2 separate regions of the Homo sapiens genome follow, and region 2 is linked to region 1. A link is a contact called in ENCODE POLR2A ChIA-PET data. All regions are on one chromosome and are shown on one strand. The core of a region is the stretch at or near the end of the contact, and the rest is flanking DNA. Distances in the headings are between cores, read along the strand shown. Region 1 overlaps LAPTM4A-DT (LAPTM4A divergent transcript). Region 2 has its middle 75 kb from the start of SDC1.

Region 1 (5,808 bases), core at 2,004-4,503:
AGTGCACAATCAAGCTAATTCACACATGAGATCAGTACCACGAGTAAATTACAGAGGGTTATGGCAGCCAGAGAGAGACTGGGGCTGAGGTGGAGGAAGCGATTTCAGAGAGGAAGGTGTGGGATCGTTTCTCTGAGCTGACCTCTGCAGGAGGGAAGGGAGGTGACCTTGGGAAAGAGCAGGAGAAAAGGGTGAAGGTGGTGCAGGCAGAAGGAATCACAGGTGATAGGTTAAGAGACAGGAATAAACTAGGTCGGCTGAAGGCAGGATGGAGGCAGGGTGGCTGGATAGGAAGGAACCGGGCAGAGCTGGATGAAGTACGAGGCAGGATCCGGATCACCACGGAGCCCCAAGGCCATGGTAAGAGACAGTTATGACCTGACTTCATTTGTAAGTTTATCATTTTGTAGAAAGAACTTTAAATAGGGTAAACAATTCATCCCAGATTGCCTAGAACATTCTCAATTTTAGCATTGAAAGTCCTATGTCCTGAGAAATCTCTTAGTTCTAAGCAAACTGGGACCACTGGTCACCTTAAGTGAATAGTGAGTATAAATCCTGGTCCACATTTAGGTCTTCAGGAAACACCACTTTATTTCCAGTAGCTCAGCCTAATTTTGCCTTAAGCCCCTCCCTTCCTGAAACGTCATATTTGAGACCACTTTTCCTTTCAGGATCACAAGGGAATCCTTATTTGACACTCATGAAACATGGTGAGGGCCTCTAGTTGGCATGATTATAACAGGTGCTCTGACTGTCCAAGACTAGCATGCCCCCTTTAGTGACTCTCTGCAGGTAAAGTCCGCTTCCTTTGTTGTGGGACTCAGGAGGACGAGAGAGACCTCACGTTGAAACAGGAGAATCTTTATTGAGTGCACTCAGGCCCAGCTGACTCACATCCAAAAGACTGGGCCCAGAACAAAGACAGCACCTGACTTTTATACACACTTCACAAAAGGGGGTGGGCTAGCTTGAAGCAAGCTTACGGTGGTGTGAAAGCAGGGACACAGAGGCAGGACAAATACAGGATTGCACATGACCGTTGCCAAGCAACCCAGATGTCCGTTATCTAGGTTTGCCTGGGCACGGGCTTATCTTATAACCTTCACTATGGTGCCCAGGCAGCTGTAGTTCAGGTCTACTCAGGCTTCTAATGACCTTCGTTGTACTTCTTAGATAAAACAGAATACTTGAAGTCACTAGTTACAGAGAACAGCAATCTATAAACTCATTCCATAAAACAAAGGAAATTTTGTCTTTCTTTTCCCTATGTTGAGGGAGGGCTGGGAGAGTCTCCAGAGCACATTAGATAATATTATCAAGACTTTTCCTGGGTCTGGGCTGTGCCTGTTGCTGCCTCTGGGACAAGTCAGCCCAATACAGGAAAACTTATTTCTCTTTCTTCTTAATTTTATTTTTCTTTAATTTCCTGCCTCACCTTAGCACCTCAGCCTGCCAAGCTCTCTGATCTGGGCACCTCCTAAGGCCTCTTCCTTGGAACCTTGACTGGGCTCCTCCCTGCTCTCGGGGATTAAGGAACTCCCTCTATTCTCAATCTAGAAAAAATCTCATCTCTGTCCTTGCTGCTGTGTCCAGACACACACACTCTCTCCCCACACCCCCCAGGACACCTCGCCAAAAGTCATCTCTGATTCAGGCTTCTGCAAAAGCTGAGATGTTGTTAGGCTGCCTTATAGCCTTTCTAGAATTCTAGAAACATGGGATTATCAAGTCTGTCTACCTGCTTGAAAAATGATGGGAGGGATGGGAGAGTGAACCAAAGAAGAAAAAGGTACAGACAGAACTTTTCAATGACTTTTTCTACACAAGGAAAAGCAGAGGGATAAGGTAGGGAGGTATTGCATATTCCAAGTGACAGAGGATGGTAGCTAGGATTAGAGAGGTGGCAGTGGAGATGGAGAGAGGGGACAGTTGTAAAGCATATTTTGGAAGTAGTGCATGCTGAGGGAGGTGGGAGATGTGGGGACAGAGGCACTCAAGGATCACGCCTTGGGTAATCCTTTCAGCTTGAGCATGTGGTGTAAATAATTTCAGTCTGAATTGGAAACTAGGGGCATATGCCCACATACCAGACCAGAATGTACAGCAGACACCATTTCTGCCTTAAGAGGGAAAGCTCTGGAAGGGGGTATGGCATTGAGGGGGACCATCTTGCGGACTGCTCCTCTTTTACGTGAGGGTGGCAGGTATACAAGCATACAAGCCACCATTGGCAGTTTATTTTTTTCAGAAACAAGGACTCACTTTGTTTCCCAGGCTGGAGTGCAGTGGCATGATCATAGTTCATTGCAGCCTCAAACTCCTGGGCTCAAGCAATCCTCCTGCCTCAGCCTCCCAAGTAGCTGAGACTACATGTATGAGCCACCATGCCTAGCCAATTAAAAAAAATTATTTTTTGTAGAGACAGCGTCTCGCTATGTTGCCCAGGCTGGTCTCAAACTCCTGGCCTCAAGCAATCCTTTCACCTTGGTCTCCCAAAGCATTGGAATTACAGGGATGAGGCACTGTGGCCAGTCCATCGGCAGTTTTATATCTTGGACGCTCTAAGGGGCCTTGGTGATATTTGTCTTTTGTAATGTGGTACTTAAAAATATGATGCAAGACAGTGATAGGATAAGCTGTGCTTTTCTCAAAAATACACAAAAATGTACTTAAACCTCTTTGAAAAGTTCAGAAAATAAACAAGATTTTAGTTACAGGTTATGTTGGGGAAGGGGAAGCCTGTTACATTTTTAGACAGCTAGAGCAGTGGGACGAACTCCTTTACTAACTTTTTCCCTTTGATATTGGTGAGAGTCAGCAGTTGATTGTTCACTGGGTCCTGAACTATGAAATGCTAGTTTTCTGGAAAGAAAGAAAAGGAAAAGAAGGAAAAAAAAATCCACTAAATAATTTCCCTTCCCTTTCTACTCCCTCCGACTCCCAAAACAAGAAACGCCAACAAAACAAACAGAAACCCAGTCCCTTACAACGTGCCCCGGGTTGAGTGAGTGAGTGGCATGTGGCCTTGGATTCTTTCTGCTCACTGCTTTGAAAACAACCTCCAAAGGAGTGGGTGGGGTGGTCCTGGTGAGACTGGGAAGCAGAGGAACAAGTCCGTCTAGAGTTTGGGGGAAAGTCAGGGGAAGTGGGAGAAGGGGAGGAGGCTGCTAGGAGCCTGGGAAAGAGGACAAAGGGCTGGAGGAATTTGAATTACACAGTGAATGTCAGCCTGCCCTTAACTACTACCAGATGCTGAGCCTGAGTTTGCAACATATGTTGGCTGAAATTGCAACACATGTTGGCCTTTTTTTTTTGGAAGCAAAGCCCTGTTATTGTGGAGTCAGAGTCTTAAAGAACTGGGAAAGCAAAGGTATTATTACCTGTCCTCATTTGCAGGGATTTCCTTTGCAAGCCTCCTGTGAGAAGGTTATCTTTCCACACAGATCTGCAAACCCAAAAGGTCAGGTCTGCATGTACCCTGCAGCCAGAAAGAAATTTCACTGGGTGAGGCTCACCGTCTGGGAACCTATGTCATCTTCCCCAGCCTGGGGCTAAAAAGTGAGCGGCCCAGACTTCACTGCAAAGAAAAAGCTCTGTGTGGTGGAGCCAGTGGTGCTGCTTGGCTGACTCAGCCCCCTTCTGGCTCTCACAGCCCCTCCGTGCCCCTTGGAGCTCCAGCCCTATCTTTCCTGGTCCCTGGCACAGGCCGTCCACACCACTACAAACGGGTGAACCGTACTCCTGGATCCTGTCCAGGCCACTCAGGAGCACATCTCTGGCCTCCATCCCTGTCCACCCCCACTTGCTATGGCTTTCGCTCTAAAACGGCCACTCCTGTGCCTGCAGCCCTGAAGCGGGAAGGCTGGGATACATCTCTAGCCGATGGAGCTGGGATGTAAAGCCAAGGTTTCTTCTGCATATGCCATAAAATTTTAAAAACACAAAAAGTAGAGAGTGAAAGAAAAAATAAGCTGCCATTCTTCCCTATTCCCTAGCCTCTCAGTTTCCCATACCATTTTCTTTTCTTTCTTTCTTTTTTTTTTTCCTGTGAGACAGAGTTTTGCTCTTTCGCCCAGGCTGGAGTACAGGGGTGTGATCTCAGCTCACTGCAACCTTCGCCTTCCGGTTTCAAGTGATTCTCCTGCCTCAGCCTCCCAAGTAGCTGGGGTTATAGGCACCTGCCACCACACCCGACTAATTTTTGGTTTTTGTTTGTTTGTTTGTTTTGTTTTGTTTTTTAGTAGAGATGGGGTTTCACCATGTTGGCCAGGCTGGCCTCGAACTCCTGACCTCGTGATCTGCCCACCTTAGCCTACCAAAGTGCTGGTATTACAGGCATGAGCCACTGCGCCCAGCTCCTATACCATTTTCTTACAACCATGATAATTCCATATATAGTCGTTTATATACACAAATGCATAGTGATGTTTTAGTCAATGATATACCACATATACACCAGTGATCCCATGAGATTATAATGGAGCTGAAAAATTCCTATCCTCATGACATCGTAGCTGTCATAACATTATAACATAATTGTTTTTTATAAATTTAGTATAGTGTACAGCAGGGGTCCTCAACCCCTGGGTCTCAGACCAGTACTGGTCCATGGCCTGTCAGGAACCGGGCCATGCAGCAGAAGGTGAGTGGCAGGCGAGCAAGCATGACTGTCTGAGCTCCGCCTCCTGTCATATCAGCAGGAGAATTAGGTTCTCATAGGAACACGAACCCTGTTGTGAACTGTGCATGCGAGGGATCTAGGTTGTGCACTCCTTATGAGAATATTTGTTTGTTTCTTTTTTGTTGTTGTTGTTATCTCCTTATGAGAATCTAACTAATGCCTGATGATCTGAGGTGGAACAGTTTCATCCCCAAACCATCACCCCACCCCTGTCCGTGGAAAAATTGTCTTTCACGAAACTGGTCCTTGGTGCCAGGAAGGTTGGGGTCTGCTGGCGTACAGTGTTTATAAAGTCTACAGTGGCATAATGTCCTAGACTTTCCCATTCACTCAGCACTCTCTCACTGACACCCAGAGCAACTTTCATCTTGTAACCTCCATCCATGTTAAGTGTCCTATGCAGATGTAGCATCTTTTGTCTTTTATACCATATTTTTACTGTACCTTTTCTATGTTTAGCTATGTTTAGATACACAAATACTTACTATTATGTTACAGTTGCCTACAGTATTCAGTACAGTAACATGCTGTATGGGTTTATAGCCTAGGAGCATAGTCTATACTATATAGCCAGGTGTGTAGTAGGTTACACCATCTAAGTTTGTGTAAGTATATCCTATGATGTTCATGCAACAATGAAATTGCCTAATGACACATTTCTCAGAATGTATGCCCATCATTAAGCAATGCATGACTGTATTATTTAAAAAAAATTTTTTAATGGTAGCATATTTTATATACTGTTCTATATCTGGCTTTTTTAATAATAATTTATCTTGGAGATATATATTATGTTCTTAGTACATTTAGAGCTACCTTTCTTTTTTTTTTGAGATGAAATCTTGCTCTATCTCCCAGGCTGGAGTGCAGTGGCACAATCTCAGCTCACTGCAACCTCCACCTCCCAGGTTCAAGCGAATCTCCTGCCTCAGCCTCCCAAGTAGCTGGAATTACAGGCACCAGCCACCATGCCTGGCTAATTTTTGTGTTTTTAGTAGAGATGGGTTTCACCATGTTGGCCAGGCTGGTCTTGAACTCCTCACATCAGGTGATCCACCCACCTCGGCCTCCCAAAGTGCTGGGATTACAGGCGTGAGCCACCGTGCCTAGCAGAGCTACTTTTC
Region 2 (5,808 bases), core at 2,168-4,667, 78 kb before region 1:
ATGGGGAAAGATCTGGATGAATAAATACCAAACAGATAAGGCCTTATCTCATGGGATCATGCTGGGATTTGCGAATGGAGCTTAAAGTTGACTTTAGCTTAACTGTATTGCTTGAAAAAAAATTTTAATTTTGTGAGGGGTCTATATTCATGTATTGCTTGTGACATTAAAAATAAAGCAAATACTTGTAAGTATTTTGTAAACTGGGAAGTATTATATACAAGAGCAAGGAAATTGCATCAAAGGACACTATCAGGAGAGTGAAAAAACAACCCACAGAATGAAAGAAGACATTTGCAAATCATGTATCTGATAGAAATTAATATTCAGAGCATACAAAGGACTCCTACAACTCAACAACAACAACAAAAAAAACACCTTGCTGGGCATAGTGGCTCACACCTGGAATCCCAGCACTTTGGAAGGCCGAGGCAGGTGGATTGCTTGAGGCCAGGAATTCGATATCAGCCTGGCCAACATGGCGAAGCCTGTCTCTACTAAAAATACAAAAATTAGCCGGGCGTGGTGACACACACCTGCAATCTCAGCTACTCGGGACGCTGAGGCATCAGAATCGCTTTAACCCAGGAGGCAGAAGTTGCAGTGAGCCAAGATTGTGCCACTGCACTCCAGCCTGGGCAACAGAGCGAGACTGTCTCAAAAACAAAAACAAAAACAAAAACAAACACCTCAATTCAAAAACAGTCAAATGGCTTGACTAGACATTTATCCAAAGAAGATATACAGATGGCAATAAGCACATGAAAAGATGCTCAACATAATAAATCATTAAGGAAATGCAAATCAAAACCACAATGAGCTATCACTTCACTTCATTAGAATGGCTATTATTTTAAAATAAAGGGAAATAACTAGTGTTGGTGAACAAGTATAGAAATTAGAACCCTCATGCATTGTTGGTGGGAATTTAAAATGGTGCTGCCACTGTGGAAAATAATTTGGGAATTCCTCAAGAATTGACACATAGGATTGCCATGTGATCCAGCAATTCAACTCCTAGTTATACATGCAAAAGAAGTGAAAGCTGTGATTCAAACAGGTGCGTGTACATCAGCGTTCATTGCAGCATTATTCATAATAGCTAAAATGTAGAACAACCCAAATGTTCATCACAGATAAATAGATAAAATATGATGTGTGTGTATATATATATATATATATATATATACACACACACAATGGAATACTATTCAGCCTTAGAAAGAAATAAAATTCTTTCTTATATTGAATAAAATAAAATTCTTTCTTAAAACACAAGCTACAACGTAGACGAACTTTTAAATAAGATGCTGAATGAAATAAGCGGAACATAAGAGGACAGAGATGGTATGATTTCACTTACATGAGGTCCCTGGAATAGTCAAATTCGTAGAGACAGAAAGTAGAATAAGGTTACCAGGGGCTGGGAGGAGTTATTGTTTAATGGGCATAGGGTTTCAGTTTGGTATGATGAAAATGTTCTAGAAGTGGATAGGATGATGGTTGCACAACTTGTAAATGTACTTAATGACGCTGAATTGTACACTTAAAAATAATTAAAATCATACATTTTATATAATGTATATTTTACCCCTGACCCCACCCCCAACTCCCCACCCAACACACACACACAGAGTGAGGGTATTTATTGTTAGTCTTTCTCCCCGCTATGCATCAGGACCCACCCAGCTTACTAGGGCAGATTACAAAAAAAAAAAAAAAAAATTACCTTGTTTTCAAAGACATCCCCTCCCCCAGCTAGCACCAAAATAGAGGTGAAAATGACATCTGGCTCTAGGAGTGCGTGGGAGTTGGACGACTGGCCGTCTCGGTTCTCAGCAGGCATCAGCCGCCAGCCCCTGCACCCTGCATTCTGCATGCTTTGGGCTGCTGTGGGCTTTGTCCATTTTCAGGAATTCTGGAATATTTGGGGCCTCAGAGGACTCAGGCTACCTCCTATGCCAATCAGCCTGACCATGCCCAAGACAGTCCATGTGTGGGCACAGATGACAAAACTTTTGCCAGCAGATAGGAAGTGACAGGGTGGTCTGTGGGGAATTCATTTGTCAGTTGGCAGCTTGTCCCAGCCCTGTCTCTGGCCTCCACATGTCCAGGTTTTAAGCTTGCCCCATGCAGCTGAGGTTTGCATTGAGATCTGCCAGGCAGTCCCTGCAAATCAAGCCACAAAAAAGAAACAGCCTTTGGCTCCCAAGAAGATTTTACACATCCCTCCAGACTTTCATAGCCTACGTCTTCTGTCTGTCACCATATGCTTTAGGAAACGTATGAAGTGTAAATCAAATTAACCTCATGGAGTGTCCCTTCACTTAACAGAGCATGTGTATTCCATCAGAAATGGCTACAAGGCAATGGACTTTTAAGTGAATCTCATTTCCCCACTGATTTTCATTTTAAAATCAGGAATGTGTTCTTTTGGAGAAAAAACAATTGGCCATCTAGACATGACTTAAAAAAAATCATACTTGAGGATATAGAAGATCTTAACATGTTATGCACACAGAAAAGGGTAAATATTGGATGAAATCTCAGTAAGATTTGCATATTAACAATACTACACTATCAAACAGAAGATGAATCATGGGATGCCACATTTAAGTAAGTCCCACTCATGTGACAAAAAGAATGGAAGTGAGACTGCAGCACAGTGGTAGAAACCCAGGTACAACACCACTGGCCCCTCTTTATCCCCACTGTAAGATCCAGTGGCCCTAAAGCACCAGGAATGTGGCTAAACTACCTACTGACTTGAAGTGCCTTCCTCATCTGTGGATTCCTGACCCATTTTTTTTTCTCAGTTCCTCTAAGTACTTTATTATGAAAATAGCTCAGAAGAAATTGACCTTTTTAAGACTTGCTTGGCCATTTATTCATTCGACCCACACTTATTGCACACCATAATAAGGCCATTCTTGAGAGCATCAAGGTGAGCAAACAGGAATAGTCCTTGCCCTCATGGAGCTTACAGTCTTGGGTCAGGCGTCAGACAAATAATCGCACATACATACATGTATGTACATTTAAAATAAAGAAATAAGTAGGTAAGGAGTAGGAGCGTTTCACAAGGAGGATGTGGCTCAGAGAGGGGTGAACTGAGGAAGCAAGGTATGAACTGAAGTCTGAAATATTCATTCATTTATTCGTCCTCTCAACAGTTGTTTATTGAGTGTTAACTGTGTTCCAGCTATGGGGATACAATGTTGAACCAGCCAGACAAAATCTCTGCCCCATGGAGCCTCCTTCTAATGAAAGTTACTGAGTGGTGCTGGGAAGAGATGCCTTGGGAAGGACAATTAGAGGGAGAGCAATAGCCAAGGGTCTGAGACAGGAAGGAACATGGTGGCCCCGAGGGACAGCCAGGTGCTATTTGGCTGGAGCCCAGAGAGGAAGGGAAAGGCAACTACAAATGAAGCTGGGTAAACAGGGACCCAGACCAGAGCCTTGTGACTTAGGGTGCCGATAATGCAATCACTAGAATGCGTCTGTATTAACAGTTCTGTTCCGAAACATAAAGCTTTGGTTTTATGCCCACTGGTGAACGGTGGCTTGCTGGGCTTCACAAAGCACTGACTGCTCTCAGACGTTATCTGATGGACTGAGTTTTGCTTTCTCATGCGCATGTGTAACAGATGGCAGCAGCCTGGGCAAGCCAGCCACCGCAAGATGGACTCATAGGACACCCGAATTCCTCAACATTTTTTTCTCTGTGATGTTGCTTTGAGGAGATCTTTTACTTGGTTTGCTACTTCCTAACCTTGTGACCGTGTGCAAGTTACATAACCACTCTGAGCCTCAGATTCTTTGGTATAATACGGGGGATAATAATACCTCCACTTTGGGGTGGTTGTGATGACTCATTGAATGAAATGCAAAAATCTGTGTGAAATTGCCCAGCACACTGCCCAGAACTCAGTAGACATGCCTCACAAATGTTATTTCCTTTCACTGACCTCTTGTTTAATTTGAAGTTTTGTTAAGTGAATTTCTGTTAAGCAAGGGATCTCTGTTCTCAAATTACAGTAACTGCTACTTTCCGGGGCAAGAGGTTATATTAGCAAGACTTCCTCTTGTAACAGTTAGGGAATGGACAGCCAGGGGAGATGGGGGAGAGGGTGCTTTGAGCTGTTGGGGTGAGACTCCGTCCTGAAACAAAGAAGCAACAAAGAGAAAACCCGGGCCTTTGTCTTCCTTCTTTTGTGGGGACCAAAATCATATGCGCCTATGTGTGTGAGAGGCCACCACGTGACCAAGCCAGCACTTTAAAGTCGGTGCCTCTGAACACTGGTCTCAAAACAAAATAATTGCATACAGACATTCCTTTTGATCACATTCTAATACCGATTTACAACTCTGCTTCCTTGTAACCCCAAAGAAAGCCCTAATCATGGAGCACATACCAGAGCTTCGAATTTTGAGTGTGTAGGAGTGGGTGTCTGTAAGTATGTATTTGTATAGGGGGCAGTGAGTGGCGGTTTACTAATGTCTAGCTCCCCTGCCCCAGATTAAGCTGTCGATGTGGCTAGTGGGATATTTTCATCTGAATGGCTCAGTTGAGCACTGGAGGCAGAAGACAATTTTTTCTGTGGTTTGCTCCAGGCCAGGCAGTTTTTCCATTCTGTTCTTTTAGTATGATCATGATTACTTCATTACCTACCCCGATGGGGTTTCTTTGGGTCCCAGTCTGTTTTTAATAAGAAGCAGACTAAAAACAAAGTTTTGGTTGTGTTTGAAATCTTCAGCTTTTTTTTTCTGAAATAATAGGTTAAAGAATTTTATTTGTCTTCTGAGGTTCTGAGGTTGGCTCAGAAATCCTCTGACCCAAGCCTTTGGGGAACAGGGAAATGGCACTTAGAATACAACAATCAAATGCAGATTCCTGGGCGCTGCCCCAATCTGCTGTATCTGAAGCTCCAAGGTGAAGCCCAGAAACCAATGTTTTTAGCAGTAATATCAGTTGATTCCTGTGAATAAGAATAAAAGTTTAAGGTTTGAGAACATATGAGTATAGAAAGAAAAATCCATCAATCCATATTTCTTTTTAATTACGATATAATTCAAATGCCATCAAATTCGCCACTTAAGTGCACAATCAGTGGTTTTTAGTATAGTCACAAGGTTGTGCCACCATCACTACTACCCAATTCCAGAACATTTCTATCCTCCCCAAAAGAAAACCTGTGTCTATTAACAGCTAGTCCTGGCCAGGAGCTGTGGCTCACGCCTATAATCCCAACAATTTGGGAGGCTGAGGTGGGCGGATCACTTGAGGTCAGGAGTTTGAGACCAGCCTGACCAACATGGCGAAACCCTGTCTTTACTAAAAATACAAAAAAAAAAAAAAAATTAGCCAGGCATGGTGGCACACACCTGTAATCCCAGCTACTCAGGGGGCTGAGGCAGGAGAATTGCTTGAACCTGGGAGGCGGAGGTTGCAGTGATCCAAGATCAGGCCACTGCACTCCAGCCTGGGCGACAGAGCAAGACTCTGTCTCAAAACAAAACAAAAGTTAATCTTAATTTCCCCCTTCTTCTAGCCCTTGGCAACCACTAATCTACTTTTTGTCTCTATGGATTTGTCTATTCTGTACTTTGCATGTAAATGATAGCATACAGTTTATGTGGTCTTTTGTTCCTGGCTTCTTTCACTTAGAATAATGTTTTTAGGGTTATTCATATTGTAGCATGTATCAGTACTTCATTTCCTTTTCATGGCTGAATAATATTTCATTGTAAGGACACACCACTTTTGTTTATCTATTCGTCAGTTGATTATCAATCAATACTGAGTAC

What was found. ChIA-PET counts read pairs that join two places held with the same protein, here RNA polymerase II (POLR2A).
Region 2: POLR2A ChIA-PET joins it to region 1 with 11 read pairs in activated CD4-positive, alpha-beta T cell. The contact joins two enhancer-like sites. POLR2A ChIA-PET finds 5 or more read pairs at or near these places in 3 of 52 experiments (GM12878, PC-9 and activated CD4-positive, alpha-beta T cell).

Annotation. Positions count from the first base shown.
Region 1 is chr2:20,069,461-20,075,268 of GRCh38, reverse strand. All of the region lies in intron 2 of LAPTM4A-DT (LAPTM4A divergent transcript), which reads right to left. Among named protein-coding and RNA genes, the nearest start is that of LAPTM4A-DT, 20 kb to the right of the region's middle. Within about 2 kb of position 3,253, at least 20 of the 41 ENCODE cell types and tissues checked have a DNase peak (open chromatin) inside an H3K27ac peak, as active enhancers do; they include PC-9, where a contact is called at or near this core.
Region 2 is chr2:20,147,465-20,153,272 of GRCh38, reverse strand. No RefSeq gene overlaps it. Among named protein-coding and RNA genes, the nearest start is that of SDC1, 75 kb to the left of the region's middle. RefSeq lists enhancers at 1,631-1,760, 1,911-2,100, 2,684-2,833, 2,864-2,913. Within about 2 kb of position 3,417, at least 5 of the 41 ENCODE cell types and tissues checked have a DNase peak (open chromatin) inside an H3K27ac peak, as active enhancers do; they include PC-9, where a contact is called at or near this core.